Linked DNA regions of Homo sapiens: all the other regions are linked to region 1. The links are chromatin contacts, found by Hi-C or POLR2A ChIA-PET in ENCODE. All regions are on one chromosome and are shown on one strand. The core of a region is the stretch at or near the end of the contact, and the rest is flanking DNA. Distances in the headings are between cores, read along the strand shown.

What was found. A loop is a pair of places that touch in the nucleus more often than their neighbours do. ChIA-PET counts read pairs that join two places held with the same protein, here RNA polymerase II (POLR2A). Pooled maps may share reads with other maps.
Region 2: a pooled map shows a loop between it and region 1 (7-fold over the local background). The contact joins the enhancer-like site here to the promoter of ALKBH7 in region 1. A Hi-C loop is called at or near these places in 6 of 50 pooled maps. POLR2A ChIA-PET finds 5 or more read pairs at or near these places in 2 of 52 experiments (HepG2 and naive thymus-derived CD8-positive, alpha-beta T cell).
Region 3: a loop to region 1 is called in a map with no recorded cell type, with 5 times the contacts of the local background. The contact joins the enhancer-like site here to the promoter of ALKBH7 in region 1. A Hi-C loop is called at or near these places in 1 of 168 maps with a recorded cell type or tissue (heart left ventricle), 2 of 37 single-sample maps with no recorded cell type and 16 of 50 pooled maps. POLR2A ChIA-PET finds 5 or more read pairs at or near these places in 3 of 52 experiments (BJ, T-cell and common myeloid progenitor, CD34-positive).

Annotation. Positions count from the first base shown.
Region 1 is chr19:6,370,740-6,374,855 of GRCh38, forward strand. It overlaps ALKBH7 (alkB homolog 7), which reads left to right and starts at 2,055. Exons shown (of 4, transcript NM_032306.4): 1 at 2,055-2,285; 2 at 3,464-3,637; 3 at 3,726-3,850; 4 at 4,072-4,116. The coding sequence starts at 2,082. RefSeq lists an enhancer at 1,787-2,709 and a silencer at 2,379-2,778.
Region 2 is chr19:5,949,504-5,953,619 of GRCh38, forward strand. It overlaps RANBP3 (RAN binding protein 3), which reads right to left. Exons shown (of 17, transcript NM_007322.3): 3 at 1,890-2,093. Among named protein-coding and RNA genes, the nearest start is that of RANBP3, 27 kb to the right of the region's middle. RefSeq lists enhancers at 2,665-3,224, 3,225-3,783, 3,561-4,116, 3,946-4,116. Within about 2 kb of position 2,245, at least 12 of the 41 ENCODE cell types and tissues checked have a DNase peak (open chromatin) inside an H3K27ac peak, as active enhancers do.
Region 3 is chr19:6,047,089-6,051,204 of GRCh38, forward strand. It overlaps RFX2 (regulatory factor X2), which reads right to left. Exons shown (of 18, transcript NM_000635.4): 2 at 319-416. The coding sequence starts at 408. Among named protein-coding and RNA genes, the nearest start is that of RFX2-AS1, 13 kb to the right of the region's middle. RefSeq lists a silencer at 1,818-1,937. Within about 2 kb of position 1,888, at least 3 of the 41 ENCODE cell types and tissues checked have a DNase peak (open chromatin) inside an H3K27ac peak, as active enhancers do.

The DNA.
Region 1 (4,116 bases), core at 805-3,304:
TACACTATCAAGGGGAGCAGAGGGTGGGGGGGCAGATGTAGCTGGAGGGAGAAATGGGGTCAATATTTTTCAAAATGCAAGCATTCGGGCCGGGGTCGGGGGGGCGCTACGCTCAGCAGTTACAGTGTTGCAGTTTGCATTATGCACATTTAAAATACATACAAAAGTACCCAGAGCTTTGAGAGGCTGAGGGGAGAGGATCACCTGAGCCCAAGAGTTCCAGGCTGCAGTGAGCTATGATCGTGCCCTTGCACTCCAGCCTGGGCAATAGAGGGAGAAAATAATAAAATAAAGGCCGGGCATGGTGGCTCAGGCCTATAATCCCAGCACTTTGGGAGGCCGAGGCAGACGGGTCACCTGAGATCAGGAGTTTGAGATCAGCCTGGCCAATGTGGTGAAACCCTGTCTCTACTAAAAATACAAAAAATTAGCCGGGCGTGGTGGCAGGCGCCTGTAGTCCCAGCTACTCGGGAGGCTGAGGCAGGAGAATGGTGTGAACCCGGGAGGCAGAGCTTGCAGTGAGCCAAGATCCCGCCACTGCACTTCAGCCTGGGTGACAGAGCGAGACTGTGTGTCAAAAAAAAAAAAACCCAAAAACCAAAAAAATAAAAAACAAAAATTAGTTGGGCGTGGTGGCAGCTTCCCGTAATCCCAGCTACTCGGGAGGCTGAGGCAGGAGAATCGCTTGAACCCGGAAGGCAGAGGTTGCAGTGAGCCAAGACCGCACCATTGCACTCCAGCCTGAGTGACAAGAGCGAAATTCGGTCTCAAAAACAAACAAAACAAAAAAGCTGGGCATGATGGTTCGTTGCCTGTAATCCCAGCTACTCGGGAGGCTGAGGCATGAGAATCACTTAAACCCCAGAGGCAGCGGTTGCAAATCTTCAGGGCCTGAGATCGTGCCACTGCGCTCCAGGTTGGGCGACAGAGTGAGACTCTGTCTCAAAAATAAACAAATAAAAATAAATATAAACAAAAGTAGAGAAAACAGGGTAATGAGACCCCACGTACTTATCACACCAATTCAACAATTAATTCACGGTCAAAGATGATTCTTCCCTACCCGCCCCCTCCCTGCCCCCACAGCCTGGATTTATGTGGAAGCAAATCCCAGAGATCTTTTTTCTGTAAATATTTTTTTTTCAGTTTGCGTTTGTAAAAAACGATGACTCTTTTTTTTTTTTTTGAGACAATGTTTTGCTGTGTCGCCCAGGCTGGAGTGCAGTGGCGGGATCTCTGTTCACTGCAACCTCCGCCTCCTGGGTTCAAGCAATTCTCCTGCCTCAGCCTCCTGAGTCGCTGGGATTACAGGCACGCGCGCCACCAAGCTCGGCTCATTTTTTGTATTTTCAGTAGAGACGGGTTTTCACCATGCTGGCCAGGCTGGTCTCGAACTCCTGACCTCAGGTGATCCACCCGCCTCGGCCTCCCGAAGTGCTGGGATTACAGGCGTGAGCCACCACGCCCGGCCGAGGAATCAAAAAGACAACCATAATGCCATTTTCAAACCTAAAGTAATAGTGATACGGAGACGGGGAAATGAATGATACCTCGCTCTGACCTTTGACCATAAGCCCTAACTCTGGATAGCTGGCCCCACCACACACATAATCGTGGCCTTGACGTCAGTCCCCTGACCCCGGACCCTTATCTCGGCCTGACTGTACTCTGCCCTTAACCTCTAGCCCTAGTCGACTCCATAACCGTGGCCTTGGCCCCAGTCCCCCTGACTTCCGGACTTCAGACCAGATACTGCCCATATCCCCTTATGAAGTCTTGGCCAGGCAACCCCTAGGGTGTACGTTTTCTAATGATTAAAGAGGCGGTGCTAAGCTGCAGACGGACTTGCGACTCAGCCACTGGTGTAAGTCAGGCGGGAGGTGGCGCCCAATAAGCTCAAGAGAGGAGGCGGGTTCTGGAAAAAGGCCAATAGCCTGTGAAGGCGAGTCTAGCAGCAACCAATAGCTATGAGCGAGAGGCGGGACTCTGAGGGAAGTCAATCGCTGCCGCAGGTACCGCCAATGGCTTTTGGCGGGGGCGTTCCCCAACCCTGCCCTCTCTCATGACCCCGCTCCGGGATTATGGCCGGGACTGGGCTGCTGGCGCTGCGGACGCTGCCAGGGCCCAGCTGGGTGCGAGGCTCGGGCCCTTCCGTGCTGAGCCGCCTGCAGGACGCGGCCGTGGTGCGGCCTGGCTTCCTGAGCACGGCAGAGGAGGAGACGCTGAGCCGAGAACTGGAGCCCGAGCTGCGCCGCCGCCGCTACGAATACGATCACTGGGACGCGGTGAGACCGGCAGCGCCGGGGGCGAGGGACGGGGGCTCGTCGGGGGCGCGGCCTGGGGACGTGGAGCATCAGATGGGGCGGGGACACGCTGGGGGCGGTACCTAGAGCGGGGATTTGGAGCGGGGACAGAGGAGACGAGCGCCGGGACCGGGCAGGGCCACACTGGGGGCGGTTACAGTACCGTTTAGCGTGGGGGCGGGGCTACGGTGCTGGGGTTGTGGGGCCAGGGGGGTCGGGCGCAGGGATGGGGCGGGGCCACGCTGGGGCGGGGACAAAGGAGACAGCGCAGGGATGGGGCGGGGGCACTCTGGGGGCGGGACAGGAGGCGAGCGTAGGGACGGGGCGTGGCCACGCTGGGGGCGGGGACAGTGGGGACCAGTGCTGGGATGGGGCGTGGCCACGCTTGGGGGCGGTTACAGCGCAGTCGAGCGTGGGGGTGGGGCCAGGGAGTCGGGTGTAGGGTTGGGGTGCGATTACGCTGCTAGCAGTTACAGTGCAGAAGAACGTGGCGGCTGGGATTGGGGCGTGGTCAGGTCGTCGAGCGCATGGATGGGGCGGGGCCAAGCTTGGGGCGGGGTCCGTGGAGTCAAGCGCCGGGATGGGTTGGGGCCATGCTGTGGGGGGGACGGGGAAGTCGAGGTTTAGAGAGGGCAGAACCACGCTGGGGGCGGAGATAGGGGAGACACATGCTGGGATGGGGCAGGGCCTTTTTGGGGTCGGTAGCTATTGCAGGGATTTGGGAGCTGGGCTATGGTGGGGGCTGGGCTGAAACTCTGGCTGTGGGAGGGGCGGGACCTGGGGGATGAGGACCTTGGGGTCAGGGAGAGCACTTTTGCGACCTGGGACCAAGGTTAGGGGCGGAAACGGATGTGGAGCCAGATGATGTTGAGAGACAGAGACAGGACACTTGGGTGGGGTCAAGTTGTAGGGAGATTCAGCCAATTGAATGCTGGGGCCGGGCCAGCATTGGGGACCTGGAATTGTAGCCTCAGGGTGAGTACTAAGGACTGAGGTCACACCTAGGTAGGGCCATAGTTGAGGGGCTAGGGGAGTTTGAGTTGAGGGCAGGGTCAAGAGTCACATAGGGAAACCAGCCCCTTGCCGTTTTCTGCCCCTCCTTGCCTCAGTTTCCTTGTTCCCTCTGGGAGCTCCCAGGCTTAACCGAGCTCTCTGTGCAGGCCATCCACGGCTTCCGAGAGACAGAGAAGTCGCGCTGGTCAGAAGCCAGCCGGGCCATCCTGCAGCGCGTGCAGGCGGCCGCCTTTGGCCCCGGCCAGACCCTGCTCTCCTCCGTGCACGTGCTGGACCTGGAAGCCCGCGGCTACATCAAGCCCCACGTGGACAGCATCAAGGTGGGCAGAGGACGGTGCCTTGGCACTCCCAGCCAGGGGGTAGGCAGGCCCGGTTAGATCCTGACCCATCCCCACGCCTCTTTTGCAGTTCTGCGGGGCCACCATCGCCGGCCTGTCTCTCCTGTCTCCCAGCGTTATGCGGCTGGTGCACACCCAGGAGCCGGGGGAGTGGCTGGAACTCTTGCTGGAGCCGGGCTCCCTCTACATCCTTAGGTACCTCCATCCAGGCAGCACCCACCCCTCCAAGAATGTGCCATCCGCCCACCCTGTGCCCTGGGTACTTTCCCTCAATCCAGCCCTCCCCGAAGACGCCTTTACCCCAGGGTCTGTGTGGGAGGCAGCAGGGGGCTGGAATCCAGGAGGCTGGAATCCAGGTCTGCCTGGAGCAGGGGCTGCCCTCCTTGCACCCAGTCACAGCCTGTTTCTTCCTGCAGGGGCTCAGCCCGTTATGACTTCTCCCATGAGATCCTTCGGGATGA
Region 2 (4,116 bases), core at 995-3,494, 420 kb before region 1:
GTGTCCAAAAGTTACGAGTGCTAAAACTACAAGGTGCATGTTATGCACATGGCCACCAGAGCTACATTGGAACATTTACATACTGCTCTATGCAGCCTCCAATCCTGGCTCTCCCACGGTGCCCACAAGCTCATCCCAAGGCTCCCTGCCATACAGCTTCACCTTCCACCTGCCAGTGTGGGGGACTGCTTGAATTTCTCAGGATCAGAGCCTCAGACCCAAAGTCCATGAGAATCAGGATGCTGAGATCTACCTGGGCTGGCCAGGCCAAAGAGATGAACATGTGGACGAGGTGAGGCCCCTCCAGACACTCCAACATGGGCCTCTGTGAGAAGTACGCAGGGCACAGAACAGCGCGTGTGCTCTTGAAGAGCACCTGCTGTCACAAAAACTCTGTGATGCACTTGTTTGCTACTCTCATTCTAGAACCTGTCACCTCTGCAGCTGGAGAGTCCTATGTGGGCTGCATTTTTCAAACCCAGGCACCTGCAGAAGGCCTCTGGGGGGGACCCTAAAGACCATCTGTTCCCAGACAGCTGAAGACGGAAACCTGAGAACACCATTTCCTGTGCTCTCAAAGACCAGAGGTGCAGTAACTCACCATACCTGACTCAGGAGAAGTTTCCGGCAGCCACTCTGCCAACAAAAGAAGGACGCAGCCACCTCCTAATTCTTGCTCTGGCGGCAGTCACGTGCGCTCATGGGAGGGCTGTACTCCCAGTGCACTGTGGGTCAAGTGCCTCCTGGCTGGACTCCTTCCCGCGGCTCCCGTGTCTCACTACCCCAAACCCACTTTTGTGCCACGAAGGCCACTACTGCCGTTACCTCCCCCACACCCATAGCCTATGGCACAAGTAAAGACTGTTGCTTCTTTTTCCATCACACACTGACTCCTCCAAAATGTTAACACAGGACTCCAACCCACCCCTGGCTGAACAGTGCTTCCTAAGTGTCCTGAGGTTTGGTGGCTGTAGCTGAATGTTAACAGTTTCCTTAAAAACCGGGGACTGTTGTGTGCTAGAAAGAACGCTGAGGTCCGGGATAAGGTTTGGGACCGTACCAGCCTGGAAGGCTGCCTGGTGCTCAGGCGGTAGAGCTGGGTCCCTTCTTTTCTTGTTAAGAGTCCTTTTTCCCTGTCCTGAGAATAGGGGTCTTCTGTCATGAGTTACCTACAGGATGGAGTTTTCAATCCTGAATGTAGGATAATGTTTACCTTTCCCAATTTATCAAACTTCAAAAACCCAAGACATTTCTTGTTCTTGAGAGTTCACAATCTTCTCCACCTATAATCTTCAAAAGGCTTCTTAATACAAAGATAAAGGGCTCAGGGGATTCCTTCTGGGTTCAAAGGAAGAGTCTTTTCTTCTTCCTGCTTTGATTGAAGACAATCAGTTCACTGCCTTAACCACAGTCCAAACACAATCAGTCTTGCAAAGCAATCTGTGTTGGAGAGTGCCTCTTCCTAGATATCAAAGGAAGCCTTAGCTTCTTGGGTTTCTAAGACGCTAAACTTGAATGCCCGCATTCAGGGAAACAAGAAGGAAAAATGGAAGGAGGGTGAAGGGGTCAAATTAGGTTTGGAAGGTTCTACTTCACATGACTCAATTCCTCCTGACCCCTCGTGTCTTTTTTGGGAAACAGGATTCACCTCTTGCTGTGGGTATATATTCCCACGGCAATTTAGAAAAGGCTAAAAGGGGATTCGATCTTCCCTGACTTTTCAGCAGCATGAATTAAAGCGAGCTGGAAGAAATCCTTGTCATCTTTTAAGTTACCATTAGCTGCTTACAATTAGCTAGGGCCAGGATCTGAGGGACCCGAAGGGAAAGTGGCTGGTCTGGGTTGGGCTCCCCCTGGGCGGTAGGAGTGCCGGGTAGGTGTGGACTTACCCCTGCCAGTTCTCGCGGAAAAGGAGGAAGCTGGGCTTCAGGAGCGGGAGGCGGAGGAGTGCTGGCTGAGGCGCCAGCAGGGGCAGGAGGTTCTAGGGCATGCTCGCCAGCTGACTCGGGGTGACCCGTGCCATGGTGGGGGGCCTCAGCCTCCCCCCGAGGCTCCTCTCCCGAATCCGACAAGTTTTTTTGCTCTGCAGGGGACTGGGAGCAAAAAAGACAATTTTCCTTCAATGTGAATAAAGGCTGCATCACACAGCAGGAAGGGCGGGCAGGGGTCAGAGGCTGGAGCTGGCTCAGCTTGCAGCAGCTCCTGCGCCTGGGAGGAAGATGGGGAGAGCAGGCACCTGCTTCTGGGTTCTGCTCAACAAAACCGGCTCTCCGGCTGACGGAAGGGAAGTGAGAGTGGACTAGGTGCCATGTGACTTTGCAGGGAGCTCTACAGTGTATGAGAAGCAGGACCCTCGTTTCCAAAACTATGGGCTGCCTGGCAAGGAGCTACTTGGCTTACGGGCCTTGGTGATCAAGGGACAGGGACGATCATGCAAAATATTAAAACCCCTTCAGGATCTCAAAAATACTGAAGTGGGGGAGCTGGCCATCAGCACCATTTCTGTGCTTTAGGAAAGAGGGAGGTGGCTGGAACCCCAAAGTTAGGGAGAAACCAGGGAGGCCAGGGTCAAGGGCTTCTGCCTCTCGCCGGGGTCAAGGGCTTCTGCCTCTCACTACAGTTCTTCTAGCACTTTCCATTTGTTCTGCTTACACCCAGGATCCAGAAAGTGCTTTCCCACCTCGGTGAGTGCAAGTGTGGGGTGACATGGACACTGAGAGCTGGTTTTTGCATCAGTGGCAGGCGGGTAGTTCAGATGAAGGAGGGGGGCAAATCCACAGAGCCCCTCAGCCTAGGATTCTCCCAGGTGCATCCTCAACACCCCAGGCAAGGGCTCATTTGGAAAGCTGCCAAGGTGAGAGCAGCCGGTTCCAGAAGTCTTCCTCCCCACAGTACAACACCCAGCATCCTTTAAGGTGGTTCCTGGGACTCCAGCAGGGCTTCCATGGGCTGAGAGCTCTGTGGCCGTAACTCCAAGACTTTTCTTGAGAAATGGGTTAAACACCTGGTGTCCTAAAACAGACTCCAGTCCCCAAACCTCCCTCTTGGCATCGTCCAACGACATGGAGCCATTTCTCGCACTCGGTGACCTACATGACTACAGGGCTGCCCCGTCTCCCCGTGGACGTGGCTGTGCTTCTTCTTGGGTGTGAAGTGGCTGACCTCTTTAGACGGGGTTTGGGCACTACTTAAAAAGCAGTGATCCGGGAGGAGGAAAGGAGCTACAGAAAGAGGATGTAAGAGAATGTACACAAATTCCTAGGAAAGCAAAAGCAATCTTCACTCAAAAGTAATCAAGGGGACACTGTCGCCTCTTCGTATCCAGGGCAGAGCCACGGACCAGCCGCTCTCTAAACCTGGCTCTCTAAACCTGCACAGGGCACCGTGGTTCGTCCAGCCACCCATGTCTGTTGCTACTTGATGGTGAGAGACTTAACACCTCACAAGAGAAAAATTAAACCCAGAGCTCTGTGGGGGACTGCCTATCTCTAATTAGAACCACTTGAATTTTTTGTAATCCCTGCTTTTGAAATGTAAATATTCAAACATCCTCATGGTAATTCAAAATGCTAAACAGGAGGACCAAGAAGTAAGTCATAAACATGGAAACCAAGACATCAAAACAGGATCAAATTCGTCATCTTTGGTTAAGATGAATGATTTGTATAAGTGTTGAGAAGTATTACATCACTTCCTCTCTCAGATGGGAGAATTAACAATGTCATTCCAGCATTTTCTACTCAGGTCCTAGCATTTCTCCTGGGCAGGAATCGTAAGCTCTAAAGAACTAAGGTGAAGCCTGGAGTTTTTCAACATGTCTGGTAAAATCAGACATCAAGAGTTTGCCAGCCTTTGACCTCATCCTAAAATACACATGGCTGGCAAAAACCACGTGCACCAGGGCTAAGCTCATCACACCAACGGTAAGCCTCAAAAGCAGGTCTAAACACCCTACGACCACATTTTCAGTGATACTGTACTTTCTGCTAAATAGCATTTCTGTAACTGCCTTCTTTTTACCAAATGGCCATTATTCTGCTAGTACAACCTCAAAGCCTCCCCACTTCAGATTAACAAATGCTCTGGAGAGAGAGCAACTGAAAGAAATGTTTAGTC
Region 3 (4,116 bases), core at 638-3,137, 320 kb before region 1:
CATTTCTGTGTAAAAGGGTCATTTCCAAGTACAAGAAAACCTCCACTGAAAGCTAAGAAGAGATCAAGTCAGATTTGGGAGAGTGGTTTCTTTTCCATTCATGTCATTGTTTCCTTGATGGGATCTTTTTAACAAATATTGAAAAAGCCAAATACAGTTAAGGAAATTGTGCCTATTTCAACAGCAGCAGCACTGGGACTGAGAAGTCCATTCAGAAAAATACAGATTCCTCTCTTTGCAGATCTGAGCAGCTTTCAAACCCATAGAGATCGCGTCCACACTGTGGCCACCCTGTTGTTGCTGAGAGGCGCGCGTTACCTGCGGGGAGGCTGGCACAGGCGGGGCTGCCGCCGAGGGACGCAGAGCCACGGACGCTGGCGAATCCGCTCCACCCTCGGAATTCTGCATGCTCAGGTCTAAAGAAAGGCGGAGAGAGATTGGGTGGGCAAGGGCTGCAAGCACTGAAATCCGAAGAGGCAACTAACAAGTTCAAGGGAGGGAAGGAGTAACCAGCTACATTCTTCAAAGTCGAAAGGCAGAGACCCTGGTGGTACTGCCTAAGTGAGGAGCTGCGGAAACAGGCTGCACAACTGTCCCACAGAAGGAGAGAGGGGCCAGAGAAAGTTTTCCAAATATAAAACCCAAAAAGGGCTCTGTCAGCGCACAATGGCAGGAATTCCTCAACAGAAGGCCGGGACACTGGCTCTGTGCCCAAGTCTGAGCAGGTTGAACTATTTTGAAGGGCTCAATTGTTTCCTCATTTACCCAGAAATCAAAAGCTCTGGGTGGGTGACTGCCATTTGGGAAGCTACTGCACCCCAAACGACAACGGGAGAAACTCTAAGGCTGGGTTTCCCCACTGTGGCACCGTTGACATTTGAGCTGGATACTTCTTTGCTGTTGGAGGCCCATTCTGGGCACGGCAGGGTGCTGAGCAGCACCCCTGGCCTCCACCCATTCCATGCCAGGAGCGCCCCCTCCCCAAGCTGTGGCAATCACAAATGTGTTCAGATATTGCCAAGTGACCCCTGGAGGGCAGTGTGAGAACCACTGGCTAGGGAGAGAAAAGGTGACCTGCAGAGGGAGCAAAGAAACAGTACATTTTATCCTGGGCTGGATAAAAGTCCTCACGAATTTTGGCAGTAAGTAAAAACTGCCTTCTGTTCAAAGCCATCTTTGCCCACAAGAAAGTATAAACATATATTTCTTTGCTGTCAGAGGCATACATCTTTCAAATAGGTAGTTTTACAATTCTATATAAAACCACTCATTTAATATCGTGGCAGATGATACAAATTTGTTCCATGAAAATGCTAAAAGTCGAACAGTCTTCACTTTTAAATAAACAATCGGCTATGTTGAGCATTTGAGACATAGTTAAGTACACACACTTAGGTAGGGAGGTGGCTTTGTGATCAGGCACACCAGTCCCCCGTCCTGGCACCAGCTTTGAGCATGTCACCCTCCCAGTGTGGGGTCTCCATGGCTCCTGCCTGCTGGGGGTGGTGAGGACTGAACCTCAGACATACATCGCGGTGCCCACGACATCGTCAGAACACAATAGACATTTGCTAGAACTTTTACGTTTCTCTATCACCCCCAGAGGTTTTATCTCTTATAATGAGTGAAAAAAATTTTAAGCTTTTTAAAAATGAAAAGTCAAACTTACAATAAATTAATTTACCTAAGGAAAGCAGAAAGGGATATGTGTGTTTGAATTCGAGTGTGCTGGATTAATCCCATCTGTATTGTTGGGGACTATTCCCCGACCACCACCGCTCCCCGGCCCCCGCCCCCGTCCCCTCCCAAACGCCTTCGATGCCACCCAGAGCCCCACGGCCAGTGCCTGGGGATTTTTCTGTTCTGTGTGAGCCTGACTCACTTCTCACCACTAGATGGCCCCAGAGCCACACGGTGATTGGCTGGGGCGTTAACTAAACCTTACACAGCCCGCACCTCCTACCTTCTACTCTTTCAAAAGATTGTAAATTTCCCATAGTGTATTTCCTGAGTCCTCAACTCACTCTCTGTCTTTGACAGAACTGACCTTTGGAATTTTTCTGTTACAAGCTGCTTGTATTTACAGTTTCCTTTAAATGTTTAAATCAGTCATTTGCACACCATCCACCATGCTGTTCCCGTCTGAAGCCAAGCGGGTAGCATCAGTGATACTAGGAGATAATTTGACTAGAACTCTTTGTGAAAGGAGTCCACCAGTGATAAAGTCAGAATGCTGACTTGACTAAGACCAGTTCCTTGTTCCGCAGGTGGAAATAATTTTGCTCCAAACTCCAGACCTTATTTAAGTAAGAAGAGGCCATGAGAGTGTTGGGGATAAATGGCGAGACCGTGGTCTGTCCACCATGGCCAGAATGCACCTTCCAGAAAGCAAGTTGTTCCACATCACAGGCATTTACACATGAATGTGTTCCCCTAATTTATTTTTATTAATTATTATTATTGTTTTTTGAGACGAAGTCTTGCTCTGTCACCCAGGCTGGAGTGCAATGGCATGATCTTGGCTCTGCCTCCTGGGTTCAAGTGATTCTCCCACCTCAGTCCCCTGAATAGACGAGATTACAGGCACCCACCATCATGCCTGGCTAATTTTTGTATTTTTATAGAAACGGGGCTTCACCATGTTGGTCAGGCTGGTCTCAAACTCCTGGCCTCATGTGATCTGCCTGCCTCAGCCTCCCAAAGTGCTGGGATTACAGGCATAAGCCACCGTGCCCAGCCTGTTCCCCTAATTTAACACACTATTTACCATGTGTTGTCTTATAGGTCAGACCAATGAGTCTGTGGCTTTTTGCCTGTGGGCATGCCCCAGTCCACAAATGCTTGGGTGCCAGAAAGCATCAGCCTCGTTATCCTGAAGGGTCAGAGGACAGAGTTCTGAATGCTGGGGTGTGGAGATTCTGGAAGAGAGAGAGCCACAGAAGGGGTGAGCCCTCAAATCTTCCTACAAAATACACCTGAATCTTTGGCTAAGCAACTACACCACAAAGGTGTGGGGGAGATACCAGGGGTCTTGGGGAAAAACCAGCAGTGCAAAGATAAAAAAATTAAGTGAAGATTTCAGCTGCTGCCTGTTGCAGGAGGGAGAGTTTGAATCTAGCCAAGTCACTTGCCTTCAGGGGAACTCAGATGAACCTACAGATTCTACAATACATCATTAATGATGTCCAGGACCCAGTAAAAACCATGAGCTATGAAAAGAAACAGGAAAGTGTAACATACACTCAAAAGAAAGAGTAACAAATAAAAAGAAAAAAGAAAAGCAGTTAATTATAACCAAACGCAAGATAACCCAGATGATACAGATAGCATTCAAGGACTAAAGCAGCTACTAAAAATAACTTCAAGAACTTAAAGGAAGTTATATACATAATGAATGAACATATGGGAATCTCAATCAAGAAACAAAGTATAAAAGGAGAACCAAATAGAAATTCTAGAGCAATAACTGAAACAAAAACTTAACTGGATGCACTCAACAGCTGGTTAAAGATAATGGAAAGAGTTAGTGAACTTAACAATAGATAAAAAGCATTTACCCAATCTGAAGAATGAAGAGAAAATATATGAAGAAACATGAATAGAACAAACTGTCTAATATATATGTAACGAGAGTCCCAGAAGAGAAAAAGAGAATGTAAGAGAAAAAAATATTGAAAAATGGCCAAACACCTCTACATTGGGTGATGGATATCAACTTAGAGGTCCAAAAATCTCAACAAACCCTAAAAAGAATACAAAGAAAGCCAAGATAGGTATGTCATGGTTAAACTGTTAAAAGAAGCAGTCAGAGAAAAACTACATATTATATTCGGAGAACAAGGGCACAGATGATGACTGGCTTCTCATCAATAACAATGGCAACCAGAAGACAATGGAGTGACATTTTTAATATGCTGGGGGGGAAAACCCTATCAGCCCAGAATTCTATCTCCAGCAAAACTATTCTTAAAAACTGAAGGTGGAATAAAGACATTTTTTGCATAAACAAAACCTGATAAAATTTTCTGCCTACCATGAGAAATGCTAATGGAAGTTCTTCAGAATGAAAGGAATTAATACCAGATGGTAAATTTGGATCTATTAGGAGTAAATATC